Linked DNA regions of Mus musculus: region 2 is linked to region 1. Evidence: chromatin loops called from intact Hi-C (ENCODE). Cell type or tissue: heart. All regions are shown on one strand. Each heading gives the region's core, and the rest is flanking DNA. Links, peaks and the distances in the headings are about the cores only.

Region 1 (10,433 bases), core at 2,531-7,530:
GAAGTGAGGTGTTGCTGTGCAGCCCAGGTATACCTTGTACTAATACTTTTTCTATCTGAACTTCTGGAGTAGCCAGGACTTTTGGCAGGGTGGGAGAAGTCTGGATTCATATAACATCAAGGAGTGAAATGTGACAGAGGTCCCATAGGAAATCTGAGAACAGAGGGATCAGCCGTCTCTGGTGTGTACACAGAGAATACAAGGCCATCTTCTCTAATAAGTGGAGAACCATTGATACACTTCCAGCAATGTTTTCAACAGTCATTTCTTTTTTTTTTTATTTTTTATTAGGTATTTTCTTCATTTACATTTCAAATGCTATCCCAAAAGTCTCCCATACACTACCCCACCCACTCCCCTACCCACCCACTCCCCTACCCACCCACTCCCCTACCCACCCACTCCCACTTCTTGGTCCTGGCATTCCCCTGTATTGGGGCATATAAAGTTTGCAATACCAAGAGGCCTCTCTTCCCAATGATGGACAACTAGGCCATCTTCTGATACATATGCAGCTAGAGACACGAGCTCTGGGGAGTACTGGATAGTTCATATTGTTGTTCCACCTATAGGGTTGCAAACCCCTTTAGCTCCTTGAGTCTTTTCTCTAGCTCCTCCATTGGGGGCCCTCAACAGTCATTTCTAAGGAAACAGGATTCTCAAAGCTCTGTGGAAATGGATTTGGTCAGGAAAGACCTGTCTCTTACTGGAAAACTTTCCTAATTTGAAGAAATTAGCCACAGGGTTACATTTCAAAAACTTTCCATCTGGACTTCAAAATTCAAGCCATCCTGATGAGAATCTCAACGATCATCTGGCGAGTATTACATAAACCAGGTTGGCTTTCAGAAAGTGAAATGCCCCATTTTATACATCATTAACAAAATCAACCTTGTGACTGTTCTCTGAAAATTCTAGGCAATATCTATATCTAGTGTTATAGATTCTAGTTTATTTAGATGAACATTTTCTGGTTTTAGAGGTGATCAAAGAAAAGGGAGCCATTTCATTTATTCTTTTGCATCAGTAATAATGGTGATTTATGTTTCCTAGTATTCTTATTTCACTTTTAGCAATTTCCCTTGGTAAGTGTCCCAGGGTTTCTATTGCTGCAATGAAACACCATGACCAAAAAGCAAGCTGTGAAGAAAAGGGTTTATTTGATTTACACTTCAATATCACTGTTCATCACTGAAGGAAGTCAGGAGAGGAACTCAAACAGGCAAGAATACTGAAGACAGGAAATGATGCAGAAGTCATGGAAGAACAGTGCTTACTGTCATGCTCAGTCCACAGTGTTGGATGTCTTACCTGGTTTTAAGTATATGCTAGAACCATGAGGAAGTATGCTCTAATGCCAGTGAAGCATACACTTGCTAACATCGAGAGAGCAAGCAGTCAAAAGAACAAAATCTTCCTTCTTCCATATCAGTTTCCAGCAAAAGGTGTGGCCCAGATTAGAAGGGAGTTTTCCCAGTACATATGATCTGGAGTTTTGTCTTCTCAACTCGAGATCTCAAGTGTTGTGTCTTCCTACCTCAAAGTTCTGGATTAGAAGTGGATCTTCCTACTTCAATTTCAGCAATAATCCCTCCCTTACAAACGTGCTTTCAATTTTTGGCTTTAGTTAATTCCAGATATAGTAAAATTTACAAATAAGAATATTTATCACAAGTCCAACCCTTGTCAACTCAACACACAATCATATCTCCTTGCATCATGATTAATTTCCATATGAAAACAATAGCCAGGTCTTAATGTCTAAACATGATATAACTTTGGCACATATAATCACAAATACCACCCTACAAATAAACTGCAAATTATAAATTTAAAATAGGTGGCAATGCTACTTGACAGACATTCTTTTAATATCTCAAAGTTAAACATGATAACCACTGATATTCCCTTAGTTGATTTTGTACCCAAAGAAATTGAGGAAAGAAAACACAAATAACTATACAACTGTATTCTTAACAAAATATGACATAAACACACATATCAACTATAATCCTCATTACTCTAACTGGTTATGAGGCCTCAGCTGGTATTTAAAACTATCTTCTACAGCCTATTCCATTTTTACCCCTCCCTCAGCAAGAAACTCAACAGGTCTTGACTCTTTGCCTGGAGGAGTTACCCATACCCTCATTTCTGAAGTGTCTGTGCCGTTTGCCATCCTGTCTGGATTAGGCATTTGTGGTTTCCCATTGACTTTAATAACAGGACATAGAAGCACCAAGAAATGCCCTAAAAGATCTCCTGCACTCCAGATATAATCTTTCTTACTTCCATTGTCTCCACATCAACCTAATTTCCCCCAAGTAATCAGGATCAGCCATTCTTCCTATCACTGTTATTCTTTTCTCAGTCTGTTGTCTTAAAGCATTAGACACCCCATACAGTTACCAAACCCAGACACTATATTGTGGATGCCAAGTAGTGCATGCTGAAAGGAGCCTGATATGGCTGTCTTCTGAGAGGCCCTGCCAGAGCCTTACAAATACAGAGGTGGATGTTTGCAGCCAACCATCGGATTGAGCTCAGGGTCCCCAATAGAGGAGTTAGAGAAAGGACTGAAGGAGTTGAAGGGGTTTGCAACCCCTAGGAAGAACAACAATATCAACCAACCAGACTCCTTCAGAACTCCCAGGGACTAAGCCATCAACAAAGGAGCACACATGGCTCCAGATGCATATGTAGCAGAGGATGGCCTTGTCCTGCATCAATAAGAGGAGAGGGCCTTGGTCCTATGAAGGCTCTATTGATGCCCTGGTGTAGGGGAATTGAGAACAGGGAGGTGGAACTGGCTGGGTTGGTGGAGGAACACCCTCATAGAGCAGGGAGAGGGAGGATGGGATAGGGAGTTTCCAGGAGGGAGGGAAACTGGGAAAGGGGATAACATTTGAAATGTAAATAAAGAAAATATTCAATAAAAAACAAAACAACAACAAAAAAACCAAACCTAAACAAAGCAAAACAAGCAAGCAAAAGAAACCCAAAGTGGCCAGGGGGATGTCTGAGTTCCTGGTTCAATGGAACATTTGCTGTCACTCCTGGCAGGAGTGGCCCTCCAGGAACCAAAAGTTATAGGCCAGCAGAACTTAAGGTAGTGGGAACAGGAAGCAAATGTTTCCCTAGTCACTAGGGGGAATAGTGAGTGGAACTATTTCCTTTTCTATTCCTTGATTCCTGGACCCGTGGATCCTGGCTATGGGAGAAACTATACCATATATTGAAGGCTGACTCAAAGCATATGCTGCTTTCTGGAGAACCCCAGCCCAGCCATCCAGGATGCTGACACCTAATTGATGCCATAATTGTGTTTTCAAAATGCCTTTTTCATACTTCTATCTGCACAGCTGTTTCAGAATAGAGAGGAACAAGGTAAGACCAGTGGATTCCATACTCATGAAGTGAGTTTCTTGGTCAGAATCAATACTGTGTAGAAAGCTACAATGTTGGACAAGGCCTTCTGTAAGTCCATAGATGGTAGTCTTGGCAGAAGCGTTACATTCAGGAAAGGCAATCCATAACCTGAATAAGTATTTACTACATCAGGGACAAAGTTATACTTTCCATGGAGGAAGTGGTTGAATATAGTCAACCTCTTAACAGGTCACTGGTTGGTCATCCTGGTCAGTGGTACTGTATTTGAGACTTAATTTTTGTCTCTGCTGTTGGTAGATCTGGCACTCAGCTCAGGCTTGGTGATTGGAAGACTATGTATTATTATCTACATCTCTGCTACCATGGCAATTTTTTCTCATGGGCCCATTGGCCAATGCCAGGAATAGGTGAGGAAAGAGGTTGACAGTCAATAGAATAAGTCATTCTATATACTTTATTATTGAATTTCTCCTCTACCGAAGTCAGCTTTTGATGAGCACTTACATGGGGTAGTAGCACGTTCACAGCCTTTTCCCATTTGGAAAGAAGGATTCACATACTTCTTCCACAGATGTGGTTCTCACCAAATTTTCAAACATTCTCTTTCCTATTCCCTGACCCTCTAGCCAATCCATTTGCCAAATTCCACGAATCAGTGAACAATTGCACATCTGTCTGTTTCTCCTAACAAACAAAATGTATGACCATGTAGACTACCCAAAGTTCTGTCCACTGTGAAGATTTCCCTTCGTGGGTTTCTTTTAGGGTGACCACAGAAAGGGGTTTAATGTTGCATTTGTCCACTTAGGGTGGTATCTGCATAACAACAGAACCATCAGTAAAACAGATCCTAGTCTTCCCTTCTTAGTCAATAAAAAATAAGGAATTCTCCATGAGTCTATAGGTATATGCTTGTTAACAGACAACATTATAACAAGAGTTGAAACCATAGGCATTTGGGCAGCTTCTTTTTGTAACGTGCTTGTGTGACAACCAAGAATAGCCATTAGAGTAAATAATGCTGTTGCCACTGAAATCAAGTTGGTACCCTGGCTAGTGAGCTTGGACTTCATTACAGAAGCTGCAAGTTGTAATTTGAACCCAAGTCTCTCCAACTGCAAATCTAACTGATATTTCACCCTCCCTCTTAGGAGGGTGAAAACTATCAATTTCATTTTAATTTGCATATCCTTTCATCGAACATTCTGTTCTTGTATGAAATGTTATGCAAATAAAAATCTGGGTATCTGTACATTGGGAAAACTCAGCTTGCTCACTTGCTTAGGTCATATACATACATAGTCTCTTGTTTCTCCACAATAAAGGTTAAATGGGAGAAAGAGGAGTTGTGCTTTCCAATGACTCCTGTCACCCTGTAGACGATTGGCAGCAGGAGAGCAGCAGCTGCCACACTCTTCAGATATCTCTCTATTTAAAGTTCAAAGAGGTGCAGGATAACAATAAGGAAGAAAGACTCCTGGCCCTGACTAAGCCACCCAACAATAGAAATAATGGCTGAGAAAGGTAAGCTGAAAAGTATAGAGGTTTCTTGGCAAAAATAGCTTTCAGATTAGTCAATTTTATTTTTTAGCATTTGGACCCTGAGAAATGTAGGATCTATGTTAAAGAACCATTAGCTACATATTCTGATGTGGCTGCAAAAGCATTAAATATGCAGTTTTGGATCATGTTTGTAAGATGAATAATTTTGAAATGATCAGTGAAACATAATAATTTCATACACGCTTTTTTGGAAAAGTGAATTGTGAACTACTATTTCTCAGTATTGAACTAGCTCTGAGATCTTGGGAATTGTTGGGCCAGAAGCAAGAACAGTTGAGTGCTCTGTCAGGTCTGCAGGATGGCCGTGTGAGTTTGGAGAGGCTCTCTCACTGCTCTGAGTCTATATTATGACTGTCAAATAAGAATATTGAGCTTAATCATCTCTGATATGCTCATATCTGAATTAAATTTTCTAATTCTTAAACATTATTTCATATTTATATGCTTATATAAAATAACTGATTCCAATATGACAAAATCGACAGACTGAATATATCTTTGTCAGAATCAGTTTTAAAATACATACATGGAAATCTTAGCTTTCAATCCTGACAACAATCTTGTGAGACTTACATATATTACCACCTCCGTTTTCTAGCTAAGGAAATGGAGATTGTGAGGATTAGTATGTGTCCATGTATTCCTCCACAATGAAGTGACCCTAAGAGAAATTCCAGTGGTAGCCAGTTTGATAAGCTTGGAACTGGACAAATAGTAAAGCATTTTGAAAAAGCTCTTGCATTTAAAGAGAAGTTTTATTGATATTTGTGCCATTGATATAAGCAACCTGGGAAGTACATTGAGTTTCATGTATTAGCATTTCCAAATGATGTTTTAATTTATGGTAGAAAAAAAATATTGGTGCTAAAAAGATGACCAAAGCAGTTGTACTTGGTTAAAATGCACAGACTGTTACAATGTCTTAAAATGCATAACAAATAAAGGGATATTTACTTTTAGAGCTCAATGACATGCAAATTTTATTAAAACATGTGCTATAAAATTTTATTAAAATACACATACATTAAACATTTATACTTAATTGGAATGTTTATGCATTTTCAAGTTCATTGAAATTGACAGAAGTACTATATCACTTACATGAATAATTAAAAAGAATACTGTCATGTACTTTCACTCTAATGGTCTCTTAATTCACAAAAAATTCTTTCTCCCAAATGAGAGTGAAGTATGTCTCATAATGTTTGCTTTACCCTTAAAGCAACAGCACCGTCAGGTAAGGAGGAGGAGGAGGTTTCTCCCTTTGGTGGATTCTGCACAATTCGGAGAAGCAAGGGAATCCCATTTTTTTTTTTCAGATAAGAGAGACTTCAAAAACATTGAATCTATTAAGATTCAGTTAAACTTCAGAAAGTTGGCTATTATGAAAGTATCTTCTAATTTTAGAGGTACCACATGTCCCGGTGACTTTATTTTAATAGCATTAACAACCCTTCACATTTGAAGTGATGGAAATTGTAACGGGACTGCACTTGTTAAGAACACCCATTCTCTTTCTTAGCTAATGGCATAGGAACTCATTGTGCTCTTCAATTAAGAGTATGTCTTAGTCTGACATTAATTCTATAAGATGTCTTTCTGAGTTTTTTTCAATCTTTTGGGTGGGGTATATGCATGCATGTTTATTGTATTATAGTAACCTATGAATATAAATTTACAAACTAGACACAAGCAGGAGGTACAAGAATCATTACACAAGTGTCTTTCCTCTGTGTTGGATTATTATTGCCCATACAGCCAAGCTCAGTGCTGGCGGTGATAATAATTAACTTTAAAGAAATATTTTTTTCTGATGGTGATTATGTAAGGAATGATGTTTTCCTTTTCCCGTGAAGTTCAAGATTAAAGTCAGTTATTGAGATCAAGAATAATTTCCAAAACAATCTAATCTTGTATGTTATAAGTAATTCAGTTTAGTAGGAACTACCTCACAGTTATATTGGATTGTTGCTGTGTAAACAGCTGCCCATCACTGAACAAACTCATGAGTATGTCCTGTATACACTAAACATAGGCACCGTGGTTCAAGTTTACAAAGCTTTGCACACACTGAATCATTTGACTGTGGAAGCAACCAGGACAGAGAAACTACAAACTCTACCACCCAGCTGGAAGCTTCAAGTTCAAAATTGCACAAGGTCATGGAACATAAAAGGCCGACTCTGGTTTTAACCCAAATATCTGTTTCAAATATCCAGGGCTTATAATTCATTTGCAGGCTGCCTTCGGAAGAAAATAAGACAAAAACACTTATGTATGAGTCCAATTGTTGCATGCTTTTCCTCACCTCCGCCAGAGATCATTTATTATTTTGCTTTGTAAAGTTGAATGTCAAAAGGATCTAGTGCATCTGTTTTCATTGCTTCTAAGCAGAGTCAACATCACCACACCTCATAGTTCCCATTCTTCTCCTGGTTGGATGGATTGTAGGCTGCATCATCGTTATTTACATTGTCTTCTTCTAGAAAAGTAAGTGTCTTAATAATGGATGTTTGTTTACAACATAATTGTCCTTGAATTGATCTTTCACTGTTTTACTAATGAAATGTTTTGTCATTTAGGGAAGAAGACTTCAATCTGACACCATTTAGAAGAATAAAAATACAGGAATATAACTGATTATTAAAGGTGTCTTGTATTAAATAGCTGTAGTATTTCCTATCTTTTGGAAACTACAATTTTTTACATGAGAATACATTAAGAATTTGCTTAAAATTACAGATTAAAAATATTGAAGAAAATCATATAAGCTGAAGAGATGGGTCAGCAGTTTAGAGCACAGGCTGCTTTATAGAGGACCTTGGTTCAATTCCCAGTATTCATGTCGCACCTCACAAGGTCTGTTACTCTACTTCCAAGCAATCCAACACATTCTTCTAGCATCCTTGAACCCCAGGCAAGCAAGTGATGCAAAGACATATATGCAAACAAAATACACATGCAGGTAAGATAAAATAATAATAAAACATTTAAGATGTCAGTTATAAAAAGGAAGAGTTTAACCAATATGCATGCAATTAAACATTTATCACACAGCCAGACAGTGGAAGCTAAATATTTTTGTATGTCCCTTGTATTACGGTCTTTCACTTTTAGGATAATATGAATATTTTATAACTGGAAAAGAAAAATCAATTACCTCTCAAATGAAGACAAACTAAAAGTAATGTAGTAACATATCAATCTGATAATTGTCTTAGTGTTCTACTGCTGTGAAGAAAGAGACACCATGACCAAAGTAACTCTTTTATGTTTTATTCTGGACTGCTTTTATTTTTCTTATGAATTTATTTATTTACCCTCTTATATATTACATCTGGGCAGCAGTTTTCACTCTATTCTTCCATCCCCCTCCCTACATTCCCTATTCCCTTTCCCATCCATTTCCCTTCCAGAAATGTCAAGCAAACATAGCATATCAAATTTCAATAAGATTAGACAACTCTCCTCTTATTAAGTCTAGACAAGGCAACCTTGTAGATGGACAAGAGTTATAAAAGTAGGCCAAATTCTCAGAAGCAGCTCCCACTCCCTCTGCTAGGAGTTCCATAAAACCAGCAAGCTACACAACTATAACATATATATGAAAGACTCATGCAGGCTTCCTGATTGTCAGTTCAGTCTTAGTAAGCTCTTATGAGTCCAAGTTTGTTGATTCTATGGGTTTTCTTGTAGTGTCCTTAACATCTTTGTCTCCTAAAATCCTTCCTCCCCAGCTTCAGTGGGATTCCCTGAACTCTGTCTAATGTTTGACTTTGAATTTCTGCCTCTTTTTCCACCAACTGCTAGATGAAACCTCTCTGATTACAATTGGGTTAGGCAGCAACCTATGAGTATACCATAAGGCAGAATATCACTAGGCACCATAGCAATGACATTTTTTTTCCAGTTGTGTTTGATTCTATCACAGGTGTCTGGGCCATCTAGTTTCTGGTTCTCCAGGCAGTGTCAGGAATGGGCTTGCTCTTATGGCAAGGGTGACAAGATGGACTAGTCATTGGTCAGCCATTCTCACAATTTCTGTTCTGCCTTTACCCCAGAGCATCACGCTTGAAGGATAAACTGTAGATCCAAGATTTAGTGACTGGGTTGGTGTCCCCAAACCTTCACTGGAAGTCTTACCTGGTTATAGGAGATGGCCAGTTCAGGCTCTGTTTACGCCATTACTGAGAGTTTTAGCTAGGGTCACTATAATAGATTCCTGATGTTTCTATTACATGAGGTTTCTACCTTGCCCCCAAATTGTCCCCCAATTCAAATGGTCTCTCCCAGTACTCTTTCCATCCATCCTCTCTGAAATAGATCCCTCCTGTTCCTGTCCCCACCTGTCCCCAGTTCACCTGCAATGCCTATTCTATTTCCCCTGCCAAGGGAGATCCATACATTTCCCTCTTGAGCCTTCTTTGTTATTTAGCCTCTATGGCTTTGTGGATTGTACCATGATTATCCTTTATGTCTAAGGCAATTCTCATAAAAGAAAGCATTTCATCAGGGACTGGTTTACAGTTTTAGAGGTTTAGTCTATTCTCATCATAGCAGGGAGAATGGCAACGTGAAGGCAGGCATAGTGATGAAGAAGTTGCTGAGCCACATGGAGCAGGAAGAAAAAGACACTGGACCTGGCTTGGACTTTTGAAAGCCTCAAAGTCTACCTCCAGAAAAACATTTCCTCCAACAAGGTCACAACCTCTAATCTTTTTATATAGTGCCACTTCAAGGTAACCAAGCATTCAAATTTGTGGGACTATGAAAACTATTATTATTCAAATAACCACAGTAATATAACCTAAAAAAGAAAATAAATCTTTTAAAAGATTTATTTACATAAAAAAAGAAAGAAAAGACATGAAAGTAGAAAAGGACAATTGAGTGGAGGAAGCAGCAGCTGGAGGGAGGATGGGACCAGGGAAGGACTGGGGATGGATATGATGTAAGAGAGTTCAGATTACCACTACCCCTCAAATAAAGAGAGGAAGAGAAAAGGAGAGGGGGAATAAGAAATGATTCGAGAATGAAAGGCTGTTGGGTGAATGCTGGGGAAGGACCAATTTTACAAACACATTTTATATTTCTGTTGTAGAGACATTAGGTAATTATTAGTAAATTTGTTCACTATAATAGCAGCTGGCCACAGGAATGCCAATGGAGATTAATATGAACTACCTGCAGGGGTAGTGACAGAGGTTACCTGAATTTATTCCCACAGAAGATTCACTGAAGAAAAAAATGGAGTTTGTAAGACATGAAAAATATTGACATGTGTAAAAGCCACATGATAGGTTCTTGAAGATTTATTATACAATTTAACCTAATCTTTTGTACTTTAAGACATTTTTGTGCTTGTTCCCTTTTTCCTCTTAGTGTTATTCTTATGAGCTACAGTTGATGCAAATAAATTAGAATAGAATAACATAAAGTTAAACATAGCTGTATTCCTGAAATCATCTAAAGATTCTGAC
Region 2 (10,433 bases), core at 3,417-8,416, 190 kb after region 1:
CAGTAACCAGTGTTTCCCTCAGTATGGTTTCCTTTCTACTTCCTAAAGTTCGCTTGCCAGAAAGTTGCCCCACATTGGGAGAACATTGCAATCTCTTTTCAATTACAGTAAGCATCTTACCTACTTCTCAAATGCTCAAGAATTTCTGTGCTCAGCTTTGAACTTTCCACATCACTACAAGTGACTGTAGAATTGCTACTAGGACACTCTTCTTTTCTCAGCACATTTCTTTCTGTCTTTCTTTTCGCCACCTATTCTACTCTGCTCACTCTCCTGTAATCCTTTCTTCAGTCTAAGATTTTCTCTAGAGATTTCTTTATTTGAAACAACTTCTAAAAGAACTTGTCTTTCAGCAACAGAAATGTTATGGATATGTGTGTGTGTGTGTGTGTGTGTGTGTGTCTGTCTGTGTGTGTGTGTGTGTCTGTCTGTGTGTCTGTCTGTCTATGCATGCATAAGCACATGAGAGAGCAGAGTGCAAACATGAGCATCTGTGAGGTGAGGAGCACGTGATCTCACCTTTTTCTCCTGGAACAAAACAGTAGCTCTGAATCAGAAAGTGTCTTAACAACTTGTAGCCTGACAGGGCAAAGTGATAAGCAGCCCGGCTATGCCACAGAGGATGTTTCTGCTGCACTCACACATTTCTGCCAAGGCAATGCTCTTCAGACACTTTACACTCGCCATGATTTCCAAGTTATACTTATAAGAATAAAGGTTAAATAAATTTTGGCAGATCGGTCCTTGACAAACATTATTTAAAACCCATATTCTTAAATATCAAGCCTATTAAATTATCAAACATGTAAGGTTTCAGGAGCCAAATGTTAACTTCATGAGGTGGTTACTACTACAGGACTCTGCCAGACTCCTCGGAAATCCCCTATACAGGTTTATAAACATCAGCCTGTGTAGTCAAAGAACCCAACGTCTTCAAAAGCAAAATGCAAGAAGGAAGAGTGATAGAAGAGAACAGAAAACCTATAGGTTAAGAGATTTATGAGTCATGTCAAGTGCCCTAAGGACAGAGGAACTAACCATTACAGGTCAGGATATAATTATAAGTTTCTCAAAACAGGAGCATAAGCCAGGACAACAGGCAGAAGGAAGGAGAAATAGGAAGATCAGGGGAAGGAGGAAATGGGAACTTCAGCAACCTCAGCTCCTATTAACTTTTCTGCACTGACCCTAGACATCTCTCAACCAGTGTGTCTGTATAGTTATTTCCCTGGGGAATAGAGACATGTTTTTGTTTCTGATTAAAACCACTGGACAGGAAAGTGCATGCTGCTAGGTTGAAGAGCAAATGGCTATAATCCAGTCTACAACCAGATCTTTCTTAAGACTCCCTGTGTCAAACACCATGACGGAGGGTGTATGACAATCACAATCGAGACCCAGAGCAAAATATCTATTCAAAAAGCAATGCAGATTGCCAAAGGGCACACACTCAGCACATTAGACGGCAGCCTAGAACCTCAAGGTAATTTCCTATCACTATATTGCCAAGTTTAAACAATAACAAAAAGCCAGATAGGAACATAGCTAACTGCCAAAGGTTAAAGAGCATATCCCAGGGTGTTGTACCCAGATGCATCTATTTTCTCCTTGTAGAAGGATCAAGAGCTCTTCTTGTTTTCTTGCAATACAGTAATTGCAGTGACTTAAATAGCTGCATGTGTTTCTGTTCCTTATCTTTTATTTCTCCTAGTCTAATTATGATGTAGTCTTAAGTTCAGCCTCTGTCCCTCTTCTCTTTTTTCTTTTGGGTACTCAAATCGTCCCTAAGTTTCTACTGTTACCCATAAACTGGGAGGTTCCAAAGCCAAACTCCCACTTCTCAGGCCCCATTTCTGCCAACCTGCAGTCCATTTTCAACTGCTAGTTATGCCTAGGTTATAACACACATATCATAATTCATCTCCATGCTTCTGTACTTGCGTGATAGCTGACACTGTCCTCCTCAGTCCCTTGGATACAGCATATCATTACTTTTGACTCATTCATATCCCACTTGGTTCCACTACAGACCAAACTCTGCAGCTCATGCCTGCCTGACCATGGCGTCTCTCCCTTGCTATCCCCCTCACGTGATCTCTTCTCACTGAGCCCATTCACAGTCATCCTTCAGCTGTTGCTCAGTTACTAAGCCATTCAAGACAATATTTCTATAATGTGCCTCTTTAATTTTATTGCTTCTCAAGAATATGCTGTGTGTGTGTGTGTGTGTGTGTGTGTGTGTGTGTGTGTGTGTGTGTGTGTTATGGAGTAAATCCAAGGCTGGAAGAATGCCAAATACACCAGTATTCTATCACCAAGTTGCATTCACCTCCTCGATGATTATACTTCCCTTTTTTATACTTTTGAAATCTTGAATCCTACTTCACTCTCAGGCCCTTCTCACATCTTTACTTCTCTCTCTCTCTCTCTCTCTCTCTCTCTCTCTCTCCCTCTCTCTCTCTCTCTCTCTTTCTCTCTCGAACTGCATGTCATTCTTTTCTTAATTCACAGCCTTCTAATGACTTACTCTTATTCTCGCCGTTCCAGTGTTCACTTTCTCTCTCTAAGTCCATAGTAAGTACCACAAAACCAAATATAACTTATTATCATCATAGAATGGTGACACATCTCAAAATATTCCACTTGATTATTTTACTATTAAATACATTTTGCTTTTTGGTTCACATAAGCTTAATAAGCATGCATATGGGCAGGGCAAACGTAGACATCTCCGTTAACAATTGTGTACTAAATGTTATATATTAATTGCAAACTAGTAAGTGAAAAAAAGGTTTCCTACCTGATTTTATGCAGTCTGATGATTTGCAAATGCCATCTAGAAAAAAGAGAGTAGATCTATAAGTATTGATAATAACATTTTCCAGGTTATTTTTACCTTTTGTTATTAAAAGAATTCTGCCAATTAAATAAGTGTAATACCAAACAGTATATACTATTTTTTACTAATTCAAAAGTAAAAGAATTGAAGTGAAATGTTAAATTTAAGGATGGTTACAAAGAAAAAGTATGCTGTTGTACCATGTTCATCAACTAAACTCTGGAAATATTAAACTAAAATAGCTGAATGCTTCATTCATCATTCTGCAATCATGTTTTCCCATTAAAGAGCCAATCTTTACTAATCCTTATTGTGAAAAACATCTGAGACTCAAATTCAAGTTGTTAGACTCTCATGAAACCTTTTAGAATTTCAGTGACACAACAGAAATTGATTAATGGCTATTACTGAAGCTAGACATAAAACTGTGTATATTTTAATCACACAAAATTACACAAGTCTCAAAAACATGAACATATCGACTGTGCTTGGCAATTAATAACTTAGTTCAAACATATGGGTAGTGTATTTTATTCTAACGTTATCACTTTAACATATGGATGCGGATCTTCTAAATGAATCCGTGCATCATCCAAGTGTATTGAGATCAACGGTGAAAGCATCCAAACAGGATTGGTTCCCTTTTGTACTGGTATCTTTGTGGGCATGGAAGACACTCACCATCATAGGTTGCATAGAGAGCGATCATTGTCACCGCTATGATAGTCAGGAGCAAGACAAGCACAGAGAGGCTGATCTCCAGGGGAGTCCATCGCTGTTTCTTCTTTGGCTTTGGAGCATTGATATCAGTTATATCCATCTGACTTTCTGATCTTCCCATCACCTAAAATCTGTAAAATACACATATAAATATAAAGCCATCTTAAATAGATAAAAAAAAACATATGCATGCATTTCATAAAAAGCACATCTGTGTGTGTGTATATATGTATATATACATACATACACACATATATATATACATATATATATGATAAATAAAAGGTCGATTTATTTTAAATGAGAAAAAACACAGTTTTCTTAAAGTCAAAATATTGAGAATAGAAGCAAAAAATATAAAGAATATACACACATCTGAATCTGATTGGTCCCAGGCCCAATCAACTTTTTTATTCTTTTGTTTTTAAAAATACATACCCACACACTCACACACAAGTGCATGAGATTTGAAGGAAGAATAGACATATGTATCTATCACTGAAGATCTCAGAAAGAGTTGTTTAAATACTCATACTGCTCCTGATATCCATGCAAAAATAGTTGTTGAACCATCACTAATAAAGTTTTAATCTCACTCATGTGAACTTTAGACTGGTAAAGGTTAACTTTATATCTTGCTCCAATGGTATCTTTTACAAGTTAAAAGAAAATCAATGACTAATACCTTAAAGTTTTAACTAAGCAGGAATATAAAATGCAAATACAGATAAAGAACCAAAAGGAATAAACACTTGAAAATAGTTTATTTTACTTTGAAAACAACTTGTATTTTTAACGTTCAAAATTACTTCCCCTGCAGATAAGGGTATCTATGAATGGGTAGACAACATTTTGAAGATGGTCACTGAATGGGCAAAAAAGTGGCTTCTATTTCAGGGTGAAAGACAATAATCACATCAGCATTTATTGTGTGATTGAAAGAGAAAACAAACATAATTATGTAAATCCTCCTTTGTAGGTCAGAGTATCACTTGCAGAATATATACTTAAGTTATACTCAATTCCAAACACTAGTACTTCTAACTCTAAGTGGGGTTTTGGAGTTCTTTCTAGATGTTAGATACAATTGTTAACGTTTTCTGCATTCGCTCTCCTAATCTCTACAGGGTGAATGTTAATACCTCAGTTCCACCCTCTGGAAAGTTGGAAAGCAGAGGACTCAATGAGCTTGCTCAAGCTCACACAGCTAAGCAATGCTACATAAGAAACATTTGGCCACAATTTTGAATCTAACAGTGCCATGTAAAGTAAAAGCTACTTTAGACATCCATGCAGAAATTTATGGTGAAAAACTAAGGTTATATAAGGCCAAGTATTAGATTCCATGGTTTCTTTAGAGGCCAGATGGTTCTTTAAAAATTGCTGAGCAAAGCTTGCAGCAGCTTCAACCTTTCTGTATGACTTCAGGAAAGAACACCTTAAACAACAAGTCCGCAGTTTTGGGCTCAATATAAATTAACCATAGAATATGGCTGTTAGCTGAAGCAATTGCTCAGAAATGTTCTCATCAATGAAGACTTTCCCCGAACAGTTACAAGTCTTCAGGGATGTATTTGTGGAAACTGAGGCACTAGGCAAAGTAAAACATGACTATAGATTTGAATTATCGTTGAGACTCAGCAGAGAAGTAGAGATTTGTTTTCTCTAGTGACTTATCAATAATAAAACACATATGGTCATTAAAAAAAAAAAACTGGATACAAAGTCTCAAGCAGTTTTTCCTCCTGATTACATGGCATAAGCAATGACTATCAAATAAAAATACTTTACTGGACAATGAAATCCGTGTCTGTTCAATAAAAGTAGACTGTAATGTACCCGAATATAGAAATGCCTTATTTAATGGTTATATAACTCATGTTAGCTTAGCCTCACGGCTCCCGGGGCAATGACATAGAATTGCATTGATCATACCGCTATTTTAATAGTAGTGGCGGCTGAGTAAAGAGAAAACAGGGACAAATTTAATACTTTCTCCCTTAACAGAGAAGTAAGCACAAAAGTACAGATTTCCTGAAGCCCTAGAATTTGAGAATTAACACATCTGCTTGCGGATTTCCCACTGCCTTTAAATGTTTAAATAAAGAGCTGCCTTTTAATGTTTGTTTTGTCTTCTTCTTGTTGATGTTGTCGTCGTTTATTTTTGTTTTTGTCCTTTCTAGAAGCCTCAGTCAGATCTAGTGAGTCTGTAAAGTCAAGCTTGGCGGTCAGATCTGCTTAAGTCAAAGTGCTCTCTGGCGCCACCAAGCTTCTTGGTGAGGGAAAGCTGGTAGGCGGGCATTTCTCAGTTCTGGGTTACTGCTTCCTGATTCCCTCTTTATCCTTGAGCAGGATGACAGGGTAGCTGGATTCTTTACACTTAACTATCTAAGTCTGTAGGAATCTCTACAGGGAAACAAACAGTATATTATAGGCAAACTATTTAGTCCTCTTACCTGTATCAAAGGAAATAATTTTTGAATCAAAATTTCGTTCATCAACCTTTCTTGTAAAGATTTTTCAATTCTTTAGAAGTCCTTTTTTCTCTTAGTACTACTTTTTTGATATTGGTCAAAAGCAGAAATGCTGCGATAGTAACCTCCTTATTATCTGTGTCCTTCATTTCCACTTAATTATAGATGATTCATTATCTTTTAATAAGAATATCTAAGCCAGAACACCTCAAGATGGAACACATCACAAATCTTCAGGTACCTAAAGCTCCAATCTAACCACACCCAAACACCTTTAAAAGATCGGTGATGCGGAGACAGACAAATCAGAATACAAAACACAGTACAAAGTCAATGCTTGCAATAGGATAAGCAAACGCATACCTAGGTTCTTAAAATATTTCACCTGAACTGGAAATTTGTTAAATCTCTTAAACTAAAAAAACAAATGCCAACACAGACAATAAGAGAACACAGAATCTGGAGTTCAGACTAAACAGAAACTCCACAAACTTCAACTTGGCAACATCAGCAAAAGAACGCAATGCTATTTTTGCTTGGGTATAAGATACATTTCAAAGCATCAGCATCAGCAAACGTCAAATTATGAAACCTGGAAGATAACTGATCGGTTAAAGAGAAAGGTGGAGCGAAGCAATTTTCATACTCGGGGCACATTGTGATACTGCAACAATACACGTCTGTAAGTCCCTGTGGTGGTGCTTTGGAGTTACAGTTTTGCATTAGTGGAAATTAAGGCAGAGTAGGAAGAAGTCAGCTTCATAATTAGATTGTGTCTGTGGAAGCTGAAGTAGTAGTATTCAGAAGACCGCTTGACCCCCACCCCCACCCCCACACCATCCTGCCACATTAACTAGTAGGTATTTCCCCCGGCCTGAAGTGAGTTTTGACATGAAAAGTCCCATCCACATTGCTCTAGAGTACAACCCAAGACAAACAAAACAACAACAACAACAACAAAAAATCAAGTCCAAAACACAACAAATATTTTTGAGAGCTTGAACGAAAGAAGAAAAAATCCAAGGGCGTGCAGCTACACTCCCTCAGCGCCAATCTGCCGATAGCAGAGCAGCTTCCAAAAGCTGGCGCTGCAAGTCAGTTACTAGTTTTCAGTTTAATAAAATCCATGTGAGCCGCTTATGGGCATGGAATAGACTTGACCGAGAGGCTCAGAGGAATACCGGTTTATAGTTACTCTCATTTTTAAAGAGTATAAATAGATCAGGATAGGTTAAGTAAGAAAGGGTCTTTAAAAACTTCCATCTACTAAAGAACACCCCCACCCCGCGCCAGCCAACCCTTTGGCAGATTTAAGCATGAATTATATAATAGGAAGCCAAGGTTCGAAGCACGATGAAGAGGTGGGATTGTGAAAAGACATTTAGGTTAAGAAAATTTAAAACTAGGAAAGTGAGTTAATTGAGGAGAGAATCCGATAGAAACTAAAATGAAAACAAACCTTGTTTTTTAAAATAAAAACAGTGTCTGTACAGCGGAATGGCCAATTCCCAGCCCCCAAATGAACCCCGGTGCAATTTGGCAGCGCTGCTCTCGGTCACCAAACAGAACTCCTGGGCGGAGGCTGCAGGAAGCTATGAAAATGAACCTGGAGGTGACCTGACATCACTCCCAGGGTCCTCCTCCAGGTCGCCTTCTCGGCCCCTTCCCCTCCCCACATTCTCAGGTCCCAGTGGCGGCTCCCGCCCAGGACACGCCTCCTCCTCCCGCGGCGACCAGGCACCAGGAGCCCGCTGCGCGCGGGACCTCGGCCTCTGCCCTTGCTTAGCGCGTCCCGGCCCCCGCCCGCTCTGTCCTCCTGTTGCCCGTCCCACCGACTCCCGGCGCCCCGGGGACACTGGTGCCCCGCTCCCGGTGCCCGGTTGTTCGCTCTCCGGTGACTCACCAGTGGGATTGGGGAGAAGTTGGAGGCGACTGAGCAGACACATCCCGACCAATGAGCGCACCGGCCAGGGCGGCCGCAGGCAAAGTAGCCCCCAGCCCGGGCGAGCGCCCACCGCTCTGTGCGGTCCCCAGGGTGCGCCCCGGCGCCGAGCGCGCGGAGGGGGACGAAGCCAGAGTCCCGGGAGGTTCCAGGCCCCACTCGGGCTCCGGGCGGGTGAGCGCCCGGGAAGCCCGCATTCCTTGGACCCTCACCCCGAGACTCACCCCTCGCCTTAGCCGCTCTGCAGCTTACGCCTGCACTCCGTCCAGCTCCTCCACTTGCACATCTCCGCGCCCTGCGCGCCTCGCGCTCACCCCCCGCCTCGCCGCACAGGACCAGCCGCGAGAGCAGTTCCCTGGGTGACCTGAAGGTTTCCGCCAGGTCTCCCAAATCCTGTCACACCGTGTAAAGGGGCGGAGGGGGCTCCCTCTCCCAGTTCGTCCCCCACCTTGCCCTTCCCAAAAGGGCTTCGCCAGACATTCTTGGAATTGTTTAGCTTTGTGGCTTTCAAGACAACAATACACTGTCTCTCTGGGATTGTGTAGTGCTGATTGCAGGCTCTCATTCTCTAACTGACTAAGACCAGAATGCTTCTCTCTCACATACTCTTGCTCTCTCCGTTTTCCCTCGTCCTTCACTCTCCTTCCCTTCTTTTCAATGTCTTCTTTTCTTCATCCTTCCCTCCTCTCCTCCCCCCCCCCCCAGTCTATGTGTGTCTCTTTCTCTTAAACTTAAGGCATTGAATTTGTCAAAGATAGAAGTTTGTCTTTGTGCAGAGGCAAGTATTTCATGGAAATTACCTTTAGCCGCTATTGTAACCAAAGAACTCAGAAAGGCTAAACTTTTCTGCCCCGCCCCCACCCCTGCCCCAGGATTTCAATGTAGTCATTCAATGTCAAGTACATATAGAGTTGGAATACTAATCCTTCTCCTGTTTGGAATCACAAGTTTTGAACACCACACATGCTCCATAAGTGCGAGCATGCTCACAGGACTTGAACTTGAAACGATCTTTGAGCATTAAAATGCCTTACTCCTTTGCCCTAACCAACTTTATGCTTTTTTTTAATGGTTAAAGAAACACAAACAAACAAACAAACAAAAAGCTAAGACAAGAACAGGAAATGTATGTTAGTGAAATTATGAGTATCATGGAAAGACATTTCAAGACAAAGTAACTCAATTGATGTGCGTAAGTTCAACGCACACCTTCAAACGGAAGTGCCCACGCTTCTTTCTTCCTCTGTGGGTATTACAAGCACATCTTTGTCCTCATGGCTAGACTAACAGAGATGTGTGACCTCTCACTGATAAGCATAGGCAGCTTGGCAAGCACTCTGGGAAGCATCTCAAATGGAATTTGAACCCAGGTCATCTTGCCTCCGATTGTTTTGCAGAGGATCAATGCACAGAAGAGAGAGTTACTCAAATTCTCTTGGGAAGAAAGCTAGATTTTCCTCCCCAACACCGGTGTGCTTAGTTTTTATTATATTTTACTTAAATTTTCAAAACATCTAAATTTTACAATAAAACGAGTTGGGAAAATATGTGTATGTATATATAGATACAGATAGGGAGAGAGAGAGGAAGGGAGAGAGGGCACTAGTTCTCAAACTTTCCATATTCAACCACTAGCATTAAAAGTTTAATGCATTTCTGATTAGTATAGTAATGTTTGGTCAGAATATTACAAAAAAAAAATCACGTTTCAACTAGAAATAAAAATTAAGCTCATGTGTGTGGCTATAGCCTACTTAACGTTTCTCATTTGATTTGTTTTATTTTCATTAAAGTTTTAAACATATTACTCTTTTAAGGCTATCTAGCATATCCACAAGATTCAAGAATATCTCTTTCACCTAAAGGAGGTGGTTGACCTGGGGCCTTAACGCCTTAGCATGATAAGTATTTGAGCAGCCATTGAGCAATACTCTTAGCCCTGGAGAATGTTTTGATAACAACAGAAACTAGGTTACGATTATTTATTACAGCTATCAACCTTGAGCTGAAAATTGATTTTTTTCTCAATTAAAGAGTCATTAATGAAAAACCTTTTCAGACTAGTTAAGAACAATGTAATAGTTTTATTTCAGTCTCATTACAAGTCGGAGAAATTTTTATAGAGAGTCAATTCAAATATTCACTCCTGTTAAGAACATTTTGCTAGAAAAATAATTTAGAATGCTTGTCAAAAGGAAGTAAAAACCCTGAAATCATCATCAGACTTTGATTTTCAGCTTATGCTTTGGACATGCAGCAGTATGGGCAGATACCTTGTTTAATACAAGCCTTTTTTTTTCTTTTTTTTTTTTTTCTTTTTGGTTTTTTTGAGACAGGGTTTCTCTGTATAGCCCTGGCTGTCCTGGAACTCACTTTGTAGACCAGGCTGACCTGGTCCTCCTGCAAGTACTGGGATTAAAGGTGTGCGCCACCAGGTCCGGCTTTAATACAAGTCTTA

Evidence for each region. A loop is a pair of places that touch in the nucleus more often than their neighbours do. Peaks named below come from ENCODE experiments on the same cell type or tissue, not always from the same donor. Only the 100,000 strongest peaks of a DNase experiment are listed, where the experiment ranks them.
Region 2: it touches region 1 in a loop (4-fold over the local background); 1 of 42 quality-filtered maps calls a loop at or near these places.

What each region holds. Positions count from the first base shown.
Region 1 is chr3:63,478,296-63,488,728 of GRCm38, reverse strand. Strit1 (small transmembrane regulator of ion transport 1) reads left to right here and starts at 4,823. Exons shown (of 3, transcript NM_001369306.1): 1 at 4,823-4,914; 2 at 7,348-7,443; 3 at 7,536-7,634. The coding sequence starts at 4,902. The coding sequence ends at 7,439. In heart, for the core only: no CTCF peak of the experiment used is centred there; a DNase peak (open chromatin) is centred at 4,798.
Region 2 is chr3:63,293,382-63,303,814 of GRCm38, reverse strand. It overlaps Mme (membrane metallo endopeptidase), which reads right to left and starts at 8,604. Exons shown (of 23, transcript NM_001357335.1): 1 at 8,200-8,604; 2 at 3,521-3,690; 3 at 2,801-2,836. The coding sequence starts at 3,680. In heart, for the core only: CTCF peaks have their summits at 5,826 and 8,351; DNase peaks (open chromatin) are centred at 5,824 and 7,904; H3K4me3 peaks cover 1,881 bases; H3K27ac peaks cover 1,556 bases.